Regions from separate parts of the Homo sapiens genome. Here all the other regions are linked to region 2. Evidence: chromatin contacts called from ENCODE Hi-C or POLR2A ChIA-PET data. All regions are on one chromosome and are shown on one strand. The core of a region is the stretch at or near the end of the contact, and the rest is flanking DNA. Distances in the headings are between cores, read along the strand shown.

What was found. Hi-C counts contacts between places; a loop is a spot of excess contacts on that map. ChIA-PET counts read pairs that join two places held with the same protein, here RNA polymerase II (POLR2A). Pooled maps may share reads with other maps.
Region 1: a map of naive thymus-derived CD4-positive, alpha-beta T cell shows a loop between it and region 2 (5-fold over the local background). The contact joins the promoter of LINC01556 here to the enhancer-like site in region 2. A Hi-C loop is called at or near these places in 3 of 168 maps with a recorded cell type or tissue (HepG2, endothelial cell of umbilical vein and naive thymus-derived CD4-positive, alpha-beta T cell), 8 of 37 single-sample maps with no recorded cell type and 16 of 50 pooled maps.
Region 3: a map of endothelial cell of umbilical vein shows a loop between it and region 2 (4-fold over the local background). The contact joins the promoter of HCG15 here to the enhancer-like site in region 2. A Hi-C loop is called at or near these places in 2 of 168 maps with a recorded cell type or tissue (endothelial cell of umbilical vein and head of caudate nucleus), 2 of 37 single-sample maps with no recorded cell type and 12 of 50 pooled maps. POLR2A ChIA-PET finds 5 or more read pairs at or near these places in 1 of 52 experiments (naive thymus-derived CD4-positive, alpha-beta T cell).

Annotation. Positions count from the first base shown.
Region 1 is chr6:28,942,517-28,946,084 of GRCh38, forward strand. LINC01556 (long intergenic non-protein coding RNA 1556) reads left to right here and starts at 1,268. Exons shown (of 1, transcript NR_103538.1): 1 at 1,268-2,022. TRL-AAG2-2 (tRNA-Leu (anticodon AAG) 2-2) reads right to left here and starts at 1,187; the gene lies at 1,106-1,187. TRM-CAT3-1 (tRNA-Met (anticodon CAT) 3-1) reads left to right here and starts at 2,059; the gene lies at 2,059-2,131.
Region 2 is chr6:26,549,113-26,552,687 of GRCh38, forward strand. No RefSeq gene overlaps it. Among named protein-coding and RNA genes, the nearest start is that of TRA-CGC1-1, 2.6 kb to the right of the region's middle. RefSeq lists enhancers at 24-978, 1,238-1,772, 1,757-1,806. Within about 2 kb of position 1,504, at least 11 of the 41 ENCODE cell types and tissues checked have a DNase peak (open chromatin) inside an H3K27ac peak, as active enhancers do.
Region 3 is chr6:28,983,347-28,986,930 of GRCh38, forward strand. HCG15 (HLA complex group 15) reads left to right here and starts at 1,403. Exons shown (of 3, transcript NR_135289.2): 1 at 1,403-1,638; 2 at 3,331-3,533.

The DNA.
Region 1 (3,568 bases), core at 18-2,517, 2.4 Mb after region 2:
GTAATTCATTTTTTCAAATCTTAACTTTATTAAGATAACATGGTTATTTATCTAGTAATTGTGAGAACAACATATAACAAATAGACCACATATATACGTAGCGTGTCTGGAAGAAATACTCAGATATAAATTACTACTTTAGTCAATCTTAATATTAATTATTTGTCAACTATGCTTAATGTGCCTCTCTAGTCTCTCAAGACTAAATTGCTAAGGAACCCTGGAATCATTTGCTGGCATTCATCCTTTCAAGCAAGGTGCCTGTTACAAAATATCTGCTCAATTAGTATGTATTGGATACATCTTTTGGAAGGTGAGGAAGGAAGCAGTGAAATTAGAAGACTTCTGCCTAGGCGACTGTAAAGTGCTCCTAAGCATCTACCCACCTCCCTGCACACAAAAACTCTCCATTCTATCTCCTCGAGTCTCCTAGCCTTAAAAGATGGTCTAAACTACCCCAGATCCAGGTAAATAACGGATCAAGTCCTTCTTCCCTAAAACAGGTGTTATTCTTTCTATTCTATGAGCCTCCACCTTATTTCTTAAAAAAAAAAAAGAAAAAAATGTTTACTGTTTAAGAAGATAACAGAATCTCAAAAGCTAACTCTTCAACTGTGTTCAACTAAGGACCTTAAACTGCTCTCTGAGGATAGGTGAAGCGGGAAAGGCTCTAGGTGTCTGGTGACTGTTTCTTTTGTTGGTTCGTTTGTTTTTTCAGCCTTAGCACATTTATCCCTTGGAGAAGACAATGGAAAATAGGGCAGATGAGCGTGCGTGGCTTATTTATTCTTGAGTCTGGAGTTAAGAAGGTTGTACTTTTTCCTTAGGATTGCCCTTGGTTGGTTCACAAATTTCGCAAAGTGAATGAAAACACATGAAGGCCACTGAAGGGAATAACTAGGGGACGAGATGTCTGAGCCCCTAAATCGAGAAACATTTGGGCACCGTTTGTGGGACTGTACATATGGGTGTTATCTGTGGCCCCTAGGAAAACAGAAGAGGAACCTGTCTCACTTAGGAAGCTGTGAGAACTGCCCACACAAGGCTTGAAAATGGAACTTTACTGGGTCAGAATGACGAGGGGGAAAAAAAAAATACCTCACACTGGCAGCGGTGGGATTCGAACCCACGCCCCCGAAGAGACTGGAGCCTTAATCCAGCGCCTTAGACCGCTCGGCCACGCTACCACCCACAGGGTGCGTCGCCGCTTTCAGTTTCACCCAAGTGACTGTCGCCCCTTTCCAGTCCTTTCATTCCCATTCCCACATCACCATAAGCCCTTCCCTCAGGCCCCTTCTTCAGCATTCCTTGCTTCTCAGCATAGCCCGAGAACCCCCGATCCCTGACACTTTGCTTCTTCTCAGCTCCCAGATGGATCCTGGACAGGATGCTGCAGGTGGTGCAGGAGGGGAATCCTGCCCCATTTATCATCAACACAGTAAAAAGGGGTCGAAGAGACCGAGAGCGCCAGAGGACGCCATGGGCTCCACATCCACTTGGATTCCAGGGAGTAAGCCTCTCGACTTCAGGAGTAAGCAAGGCCAACCGTTTGGTTTGAGCCTGTTGCTTCTAAGAAAAGCGAGGAAAAATCCTGAGACCTCCTCCCCTCGCCCTTCATCCACTTCAGGGGACCGAGTGTCTCCACGGAACTTCACAAGGGAGGAAAAGAGTGAACTCATTATTATTTGTCTTGTCTTCGTTTCAGAGGCGGTACATCTACGAAAGCCCTAATCATAGAGGGAAAGACTCCTCGTTCCTGGCCCAGAAATGAGATGAGAAATCCAGGGCCCCGTACAGGAAGGCCTTTCGCAAAGTCCAGACTCAATTGCCTTCGCAGCCCTTAAAGTTTCCTTAGGAAGGTCTGTGGGAGAACGAGGTTGGTTTAGGAATTGGCCCCTGCCTTGTACTACGTAGTTTTGTCATCCAAAGTGTTTTAGAAGTGAATTGAATCATAGTTACGCCTTATTTTGAAACACTGTAATTCAGAGAACGTAAAACCTTATTAAAATGCCTCATAATCATCTTGGTAGAGCCGTTGGTTAAGCGGGAGAGACAGTTGCCTCCTTAGCGCAGTAGGCAGCGCGTCAGTCTCATAATCTGAAGGTCCTGAGTTCGAACCTCAGAGGGGGCAAGGCGTCTGTTTTGCCATTTTACTTCTTCTTGATCCAAAATGAGTAAGACAACAAAGGAAGTTGACAAAACGTTGTTCTTTCTCTGCTTTCTCTATAGAAAAGTGTACAATATGTCTGGTAAGGGAAAAAAAAATCTAAGGACATTGCTTTGATGGAACAGAACGGGTAATTGCTGTTTAATAGAACCATGTTCAGTTACAAAACAGTGATTTTCACTAAGAATTAAATTCTCCAAAATTCTCATCTCCCCTCCCGCCCTGCATACCAATTGGAGATAGAGCTGGTAGCATTTTCAAATGTTTTTCAGATATGCTTGGCAATTGTCTTTGTTTTAACAACACCAGAGTCAAGAAACTTGCCAGTTTTAGAGTGCTGAGATAAGAAAAAGTGGGTGGAGGGTTGTACTAGGGGTGTGGAAGGTATAGAATCTAATTATCAATTACTGACTTGGTTATCTTTTACCATTCTTCTGGAATGGCTTACCACCAGGTTGCCACCAATAACATTCCATATGAAAAAAGAAAGGAAACAAAAAACTGACAAAAAACTCCCCCCTCAGTCTCATTGCATTGGACCTTTTCTCTTGCTTCCAGTCCTGTTGACTGGATCTAAATCATCCAAACTACCAGATGCAGGAAGGGGTAAAAAGAGAAACAAGAAGTGAAGAAGATAGGCTGATATTTACAGTCAAGATGAGCCCCTGACTCAAATAATAATGAGCAAGACTGATCATTAATGTCCTGCTCTTGAGTCCTACTTTGTTCCAAGCTGTGTTCCTATTAATCCATTCCCTCTCAGCTTTAAAATCACCCTTATATACTTTGTTTTGTGACATTGGGGCTGGGCGCCTGCAAATGATATTTCCCAAACTCCTTTGCCCATTGGCTTCCTCTTGTGTTCTGTCAATAAGAGGAACCAGAAAGAGACTAGAAAGCAAGAGGAGAGAAGCAGGGGCTGCTTTCTAAATTTTGTTCTTCCTGTCAGGTCACTCCAACAATGGCAGTTGAATCCCATCTCTATTTGTTCTCTTCATGCATTCCAGAATGTCTCACTGTCCATTACATAAGTAAGTAGTAGTCCAGCTGCAGCGCGTCCTCTTTAGCACTCCAGGATGCCTTTCCTCAGTGGTCTCAACCTCTTCCTTTTTGTTCTTCCAGCCCTACAAGGTGGTAGCTACTTCCCAGTAGTTATCACCTCTGAGTTACCATGGTGTGCCCAGTTGAAATACCTAGTCTTATTCCTTTTTTTTTGAGACAGAGTCTTGTTCTGTCACCCAGGCTGGAGTGCAGTGGCACAATCTCAGCTCGCTGCAACCTCTGCCTCCCGGGTTCAAGCGATTCTCCTGCTTCAGCGTCCCAGGTAGCTGGAATTACAGGCGCCCGCCACGACGTCCAGCTAATTTTTGTATTTTTACCAGAGACGGGGTTTCACCATGT
Region 2 (3,575 bases), core at 254-2,753:
TGTGCATAGTAGTTGTTTACTTTTATTCTTTTTCACCCCTCTTGCTGTCATCTTAGGTGCATAGTAGATGTTCAATAAATTATTGTTGGATCAAAAAATTAAGATGAATAACCAAATTATATCAGGTTTCTGACTATAATAAAAGAGAATTATTAAGTGTTGTTGCCAAACTGTGTGCCCAGTGATTTACATGAAAAATTTTATTTCGAAAACCCTATGAGCTGAGTAGTATTGTTCTCATTTAACTTTACATTTAGACAAACATAAATTTAGACATATATCAGCCTGGGTGATCTAGAGGTTTTTTTGTTTGCTTGTTTGTTTTTTTGAGACGGAGTTTCACTCTTGTCGCCCAGGCTGGAGTGCATTAGCGCGATCTCAGCTCACTGCAACCTCCGCCTCCCGGGTTCAAGTGATTCTCTTGTCTCACCCTGCCGAGTGGCTGGAATTACAGGCGCCTGCCACCATGTCTGGCTAATCTTTTGTATTTGTTTTAGTCGAGACAGGGTTTCACCATTTTTGCCAGGCTGGTCTCGAACTCCTGACCTCGTGATCCACCCGCCTCGGCCTCCCAAAGTGCTGGGATTACAGGCGTGAGCCACCACGCCCGGCCTAGAGTTTTTAATAACCAAATTTCTGACCCTCACATCTGAGGCACTGAGCATGGAAGAGTTGGAAAGAAGAGGGAGGGAAACTTATTTTTCTGTATCTGTTCTTGCACCACTACCTTCTTTTCTCAATAGTTGTTGTGTTACAGAAAAAGGGTCCCGATCCAGACCCCAAGGGAGGGTTCTTGGCTCTCCCGCAAGAAAGAATTCAGGGCGAGTCCGCAGTGCAAAGTAAAAGCAGGTTTATTAAGAAAGTTAAGTAGTGAAAGTACAGCTACTCCATAGACAGAGTAGGGTGTTCCTGAAACGCGGAGGAAAGTGTCCACCCTAGATACATACCTGTAAGTATGGGGAGATGTGCTCTGCTACAAGGGTCTGTGATAAAGGATTAATTTTCTTATTATATTTTGTAAGAATCGATATTATTATCTTTAAAGCAAAATTTGGAATGCCTTTGTTCTCCAGATATGGGGACATCTAGACACTCCCAAGTCTGGGTCTGTTTAGTAAACATTATTAATTTGTTCCCTTAACCATAAACATCTAGAGGCTAGGAATGCCTGACTTTCTGGGAATGCAGCCCAGCAAAAGTCCCGGCCTCGTTTTCCTAGCCCTCACTCAAAATGGAGTCGCTCTGGTTCGAATGCCTCTCACAGAAATCCCGCTAAAATGTACCTCCCTCGGTTGCGGTGAGCCGTGATCGTGCCACTGCACTCCAGCCTGGGAGATAGAGTGAGAACTCCGTCTCAAAAAAAAAAAAAAAAAATACCTCCTTCTTCTCTCAAAACTCTCCAATGGCTTCCACCCTGGGTCATCAACATGGCCTGGAAGAGCCGTACTCTGGATACCCGAGGGCGCGGCCCCAGCGCCGCGACGCCCCGCCCCTCTGGCTGCTCCGCTCTGGGATGCACTTCCGACGCCCTCTAGGCTTGGGAGTTCCGCGCCTCTCGGTGTCGCCTGGGGGGCGTGCTCCGGTTGGCGCACTGATTCCCAGTTGGGTAGGGGAGGCTTGACTGAGCTCCCACCCGGAATTTCACCTTAGACCTTTAAAGACCTTGCTCCGGCCTCCCGCGCCAGCGCTAACACCTAGTCCTCTTTAGTGGAGTTCCGGCGGAAGGGGATGGCGGGCACCCGACGGTGGTCTCCTCCCAGATGGCGAATTTCCGCGGCTTCTTCATCTTTTAGCTCCCAGGGAGCCCTCTGGCCCCAGCATGAAGCCCATGGAGCCCTTTTCAAAATTGTATTTTTAAAAGCTTTTAAAAAATACACAGGATTTTAAAGAAAGCCAATTGTACTACAAAACAGTTTTCAAACGATTAAAATAATTTCATAGAGTAATGTGTGCTTCTCATTAATGCATTAAATATTAAACATCAAGACCCGTCTTATGACTGCTGTAATTTTCAAACAGTTGTCTTGGGTATTTGTAACAACTGTATTGTGATACAAAAATATGTGATTTTTCTTTTCTTTTTTTTTAGACAGAGTCTCCCTCTGTCGCCTAGGCTGGAGTGCAGTGGCGTGGTCTCTGCTCACTGCAAGCTCCGCCTCCCGGGTTCACGCCATTCTCCTGCCTCAGCCTCCCGAGTAGCTGGGACTACAGGTGCCCGCCACCAATTTTGTTTTTGTATTTTTAGTAGAGACGGGGTTTCACCGTATTAGCCAGGATGGTCTTGATCTCCTGACCTGGTGATCCGCCCGCCTCGGCCTCCCAAAGTGCTGGAATTACAGGCATGAGCCACCACCCCCGGCCAAAAATATGTGATTTTTCTTGATGACAGAGTCGTAGTTACTTCTCTTTCAATTGTGGTTTGTTACCTGTATTAGTAAGTGAAAGATATGTTAAATTTCAGTTAGAATAGACTAGAATCAGAAATAATCAGAATGCAGTGTGTGTGTTAAGAGTAAGGAATAGTTCATGCAACTTTTGTTTCTGTTACATATGTATGACTGAATTACGATGTAAACTAAACTAAATTGTAGGTCACCACCAAAAAAATGAAAGCTACTGCCACTAGGCCCAAGTTCTGGGTGAAGAACCACGTCTGTTTACCTGGGCAACCCCATGGATCAGGAAAGCAGGGGATCAGAAAGGAGCACGCTAATAGAGAAAAGAGGGAGCCTGTGCATTTTTGTTGCTTTTCAAGAAAGAGTTTAACCTTTAACAACTTGTAGCCATTGTTATTGCAACTTTTACTCCTATTGCAGATGAAAAGCTTTGTGCGCTGTGGCTCCCTTTCCAAAAGGCCCATCTATTTTCTAAACAGCTCCTAGGTTATGAGACCTATGGTCAGCTCAAGAGTCCTTCATTTATTCGGGGATATCAGCCCGTGACTTGACCTTAACCTTCCTCTCTCTAACTGCAGTAACCTCTCCCGCCTTGTCCATAGTTTCCCTTCCGCTGTCTCAGTTACCCCCTTCAACCGTGGTCCAAAAATATTAAATGAAAATTCCAGAAATAAAAAATTCATAAGTTTCAAATAACTCCCCTTTCTCAGTAGCGTCATGAAATCTCCCACCCGCCCGAGGATCATCCCTTTGTCCAGACTATCCACGCGGTATGCGCTCCCCACATCTTAGTCACTTAGTATTCATCCTGGTTATCAGATCGAAAAAACATAGTATACTATGGTACTATCCGAGGTTTCAGGCATTCACTGTGTGTCTTGGAACATATCTCCTGCTGATAAGGAAAGAATACTGTACGTATTGGGTTAAAAATGAAGAAATGGAAATAAAAAAGGAGAAATACAGCGACACCTGAACAGGGACTTGAAACCTGGTTCCTCAGATTAAAAGTCCATGGCCATACTGACTGAGCTACCAAGCTTCATACAAAATGTCCAAACTGCATCAACCCTGGTTTATTAATCTATGTATCTGACCTAGAAGGTGATTTTAGAAGGTTCAGCTGCGATTTTAATAAGGACCTGGTAATTTAGAAATTCTTGCTAATAACAGCACAGA
Region 3 (3,584 bases), core at 153-2,652, 2.4 Mb after region 2:
ACTGCAACCTCCGTTTCCCGGGTTCAAACAATTCTCCTGTCTCGGCCTCCCGAGTAGCTGGGATTAAAGGCACGTGCCACCACTCCAGGTTAATTTTTGTATTTTTAGTAGAGACGCGGTTTCACCATGTTGGCCAGGCTGGTCTCGAACTCCTGATCTCAAGAGACCCACCCGCCTCAGCCTCCCGAAGTGCTGGGATTACAGGCGTGAGCCACCGCTTCCAGCCAGGATGTGATGTTGTTATGATCCAGTTAAATGAAGCAGGACTTTTTCTAATTAATTGCACTTTCTCTTCTCTTCCCTGGCTCCATATATTCACAGTTTCCAAAACTTCCTTGAGATGGGACACTCTTTTGTCATCTTGTCAGTTCTGTCCTTGAATTAATAAACTTTGACACATACATAAGATCAATTTGACTAAGAAATCTTATTTTGACATAGACATAAAAGTAATATGGTTTGTAAAATTCCTGTATATACGGAAGCCTTTTAATCTAATGTTTCATAGGAATTCAACCCTCTAGGCCTGCTGGTGATCAGTTCTTGAAAAGCACCCTCTTTTCGTGATATCACACGTTGTCTCCTCTATGTGCAGCAAGAATCTCTTGCTTCATTAGTTTTTATGCCTCTGCTTTCAGAAAACAGTCTGGTTGGGACCCCTGTGAAAGGAACTGTCTGGCTTAACTTATCTTGATTAATGCCTCTTTTTTTCTTTTCTTTTCTTTTCTTTCATTTTCCACATAAAGCTAATTGGATTAGAGAAAAAGAACTCTTCTTCGAATGCTACCAGTTTCTTTCCTTCTCATCTGAGCTATTATTCATTGTCCATAGGAAAAAAAATTCCCTAATTTTGGCACGGTAGGTTCTGTTTATTCACCAGACTTGCTACCGTTTACTCGTCAGCTCAGAGAGAACGTCGAAAAAATATAACAAAACCAAAATATGCATCAAGACAAGAGGAGGAAAGAGAATGTGAAAGACTACTAAAAAAAAAAAAAAAAAAAAAAAAAGTCAACAGCTAGGGTCAAGGAATCAATCTGCAAATATTCAGAGCCAGTAGGCTTGTACTACACTAGTCACTATGGAAAATGAAAAATGACCAAGACAGAAATCTCACCTCTTAACACCCCCCAAATCCCAATTTTCTCAACTGTAAAATGGGAATAAAAGTATTACAGTATTTACTATATAAAGTTGCGATGAGTCAATAACATAATACACAAAAGCAGTCAGCCAATTATCCAAATCCGTGTTATTAATATTATCATCATCATCATTCTTCTCACCGTACTTGGGGAATGAAGGAGACAGATACTGTGAGTAAGTTTTCCTTTTTTTTTTTTTTTTTTTTTTTTTTAGACAGAGTCTCGCTCTGTCGCCCAGGCTGGAGTGGAGTGGCGCCATCTCGGCTCACTGCAAGCTCTGCATCCTGGGTTCACGCCATTCTCCTGTTTCAGCCTCCAGGTAGCTGGGCCTACCGGCGCCCGCCACCACGCCCGGCTAATTTTTTGTATTTTTAGTAGAGACGGGGTTTCACCGTGTTAGCCAGGATGGTCTCGATCTCCTGACCTGGTGATCCGCCCGCCTCGGCCTCCCAAAGTGCTGAGATTACAGGCGTGAGCTACCGCGCCCCGCCAAGTGAGTAAATTTTCTATTGGGCACAGAGTTACCTGCTAAAATGAAGTGTGGAAAAATACAATGGGGTGTGTGTATGTGAGAGAGAGAGGGAGATTTGGAGGTGGGGTGGGGAAGACCCTATTTGAAGTGGGCTTTGAAGAATGAACAAGATTTTTATTAGGGAACAAAATGGAAACCAGCATTCCAGGACAAGCGTCTCAGGAGAAGCAAAAGCGCAGAGTTGTGAAAGCTCTTAGATTTTCAGAACTTTGAATTCTGAACTATATATAAACCTGGAAAATCTCGGTTAACTATGGGATGGCATCAAGATTTCAATTTCAAGCTTTCTGGTCATGCACAGTAAAGCTGGAATTAGAGTCTCTTACGTATGGCAGTTGTTGACAAGTCCGTACAGGTACCTAAGTGCTTCCCAGAAAATTCCTCAAGTTGGTAGGTCCTGGGGGAATCAGTTTAGTTCTAAAGAGAGGACTCATCAGAGATCTGTTCAACTTCCAGGAATCTGTGAGGATAGCTCCAAATCTCACTCTCATGCCCAGCCTATCAAACAAAGCAAACCGGTTGGACTGAAGCTGTGGGATCGGGACTGAAATAGAACCAGCGAGAAAGGCAGTCCTCCTCGATTCCTAGAGAGAACACATTCAGCCAGCAGTTGGATAGAGGATACTAGCAAGTCCCTCGCCAGGGCGGGGGAGCAGAGACACATTCCTGTCCCGTTTACATTCTTCCTCTGGCGGAGGCGGGAGGGTCGCTTGAAGCCTCGGATTTCGAGATCAGCCAGGACAAAAAAGCGAGACCCCCGTTTCTACCAAAAAGGGGGGGGGGTGGGCGGGGGGAAGAGAGAGAGAGAGAGAAAGGAAAAGAAAGAGAAAGAAAAGAAAGAAAAACTAGGCGCGGTCACGTGTACGTGTAGTTCCAGCTGCTCGGAGGTTGAGGCGGGAGGATCTCTTGAGCCCAGAAGTTCGAGGCCGCAATGAGCTCTGATCGTGGCAGAGCGAGGCCCTGGCTCAAATACATACATACTTTGTTCTGACTTTGTGTGCCCTTACTCTTTCCTCAGGTGCACGCTTGGGCTCGTTACTGCTCAGAATTTTAGAATCACAGATCCAGCAGTGATCAGGCAGCTGCAGCTGTCAGGGACCACCACCACCTACGCGATTGATCCGTGGGAGAAGCCGTCCTACTCTTTTCTTTCTCCTTTGTCCTTCTCATTCCTGACCCCTTCAGGATTCTCAGTCTTCCCTCCGGGAGGTAGGGATTCTACGGAGAGAGAAGGGTTGTGGGGCTTGTTCTGTTGCGGGTTCAAACCCAAATTGTCTTTTTCTTTTCAGACTTTTGGCCAGTCTTGTCTCGCTCCAACCTCCTACCCCCACCCCATTCCTCAGTGCATTCGTGAATTTCTCCAAGCAGGCCTTTCCAGATCGACACTAAGTTCCAATCCCGAGCTGTGTGACCCAGCACCAATTCAGTCACGATGATGACTTGCAATTGCTTAATCAGTTGGCCTTTCCTCCTAGCTGTGAAGGTGAGGACCGCCGGTGTCAGCGTTCGTCCTGAATACTCAGTGCCCAGGCACAGAGTAGGCATTCAGTCAATACTTGTTGAACGGGTTAATGGATTCCTGATGTTCACTGGTTGATATCGTCACTTTCAAATAATTTCTCCCATTTTTCTGTTTTGTTTTCACCCTCCTAGTTTACCGTGCAGGATTGCAAACACCAGAGAGAAAATCAGTCTCTGGAATGATGCCTTTGATGGACCAAGATGCAGCTGATGAAGCATTGAACCAATTAGCACCTAGCAGGAGGGCACCCTTGCTCTGTGTCCTTGAAGGTTAAAGCTGTCAAAAAGTGGTCTCCCTCAAGTTCGGCCATCTTGCTCTCAGAGATCTAGAACTGGTAGGAGAATATAGCCTTGATAGTGGAGAGGAAACTATTGCTGTTGTGAGG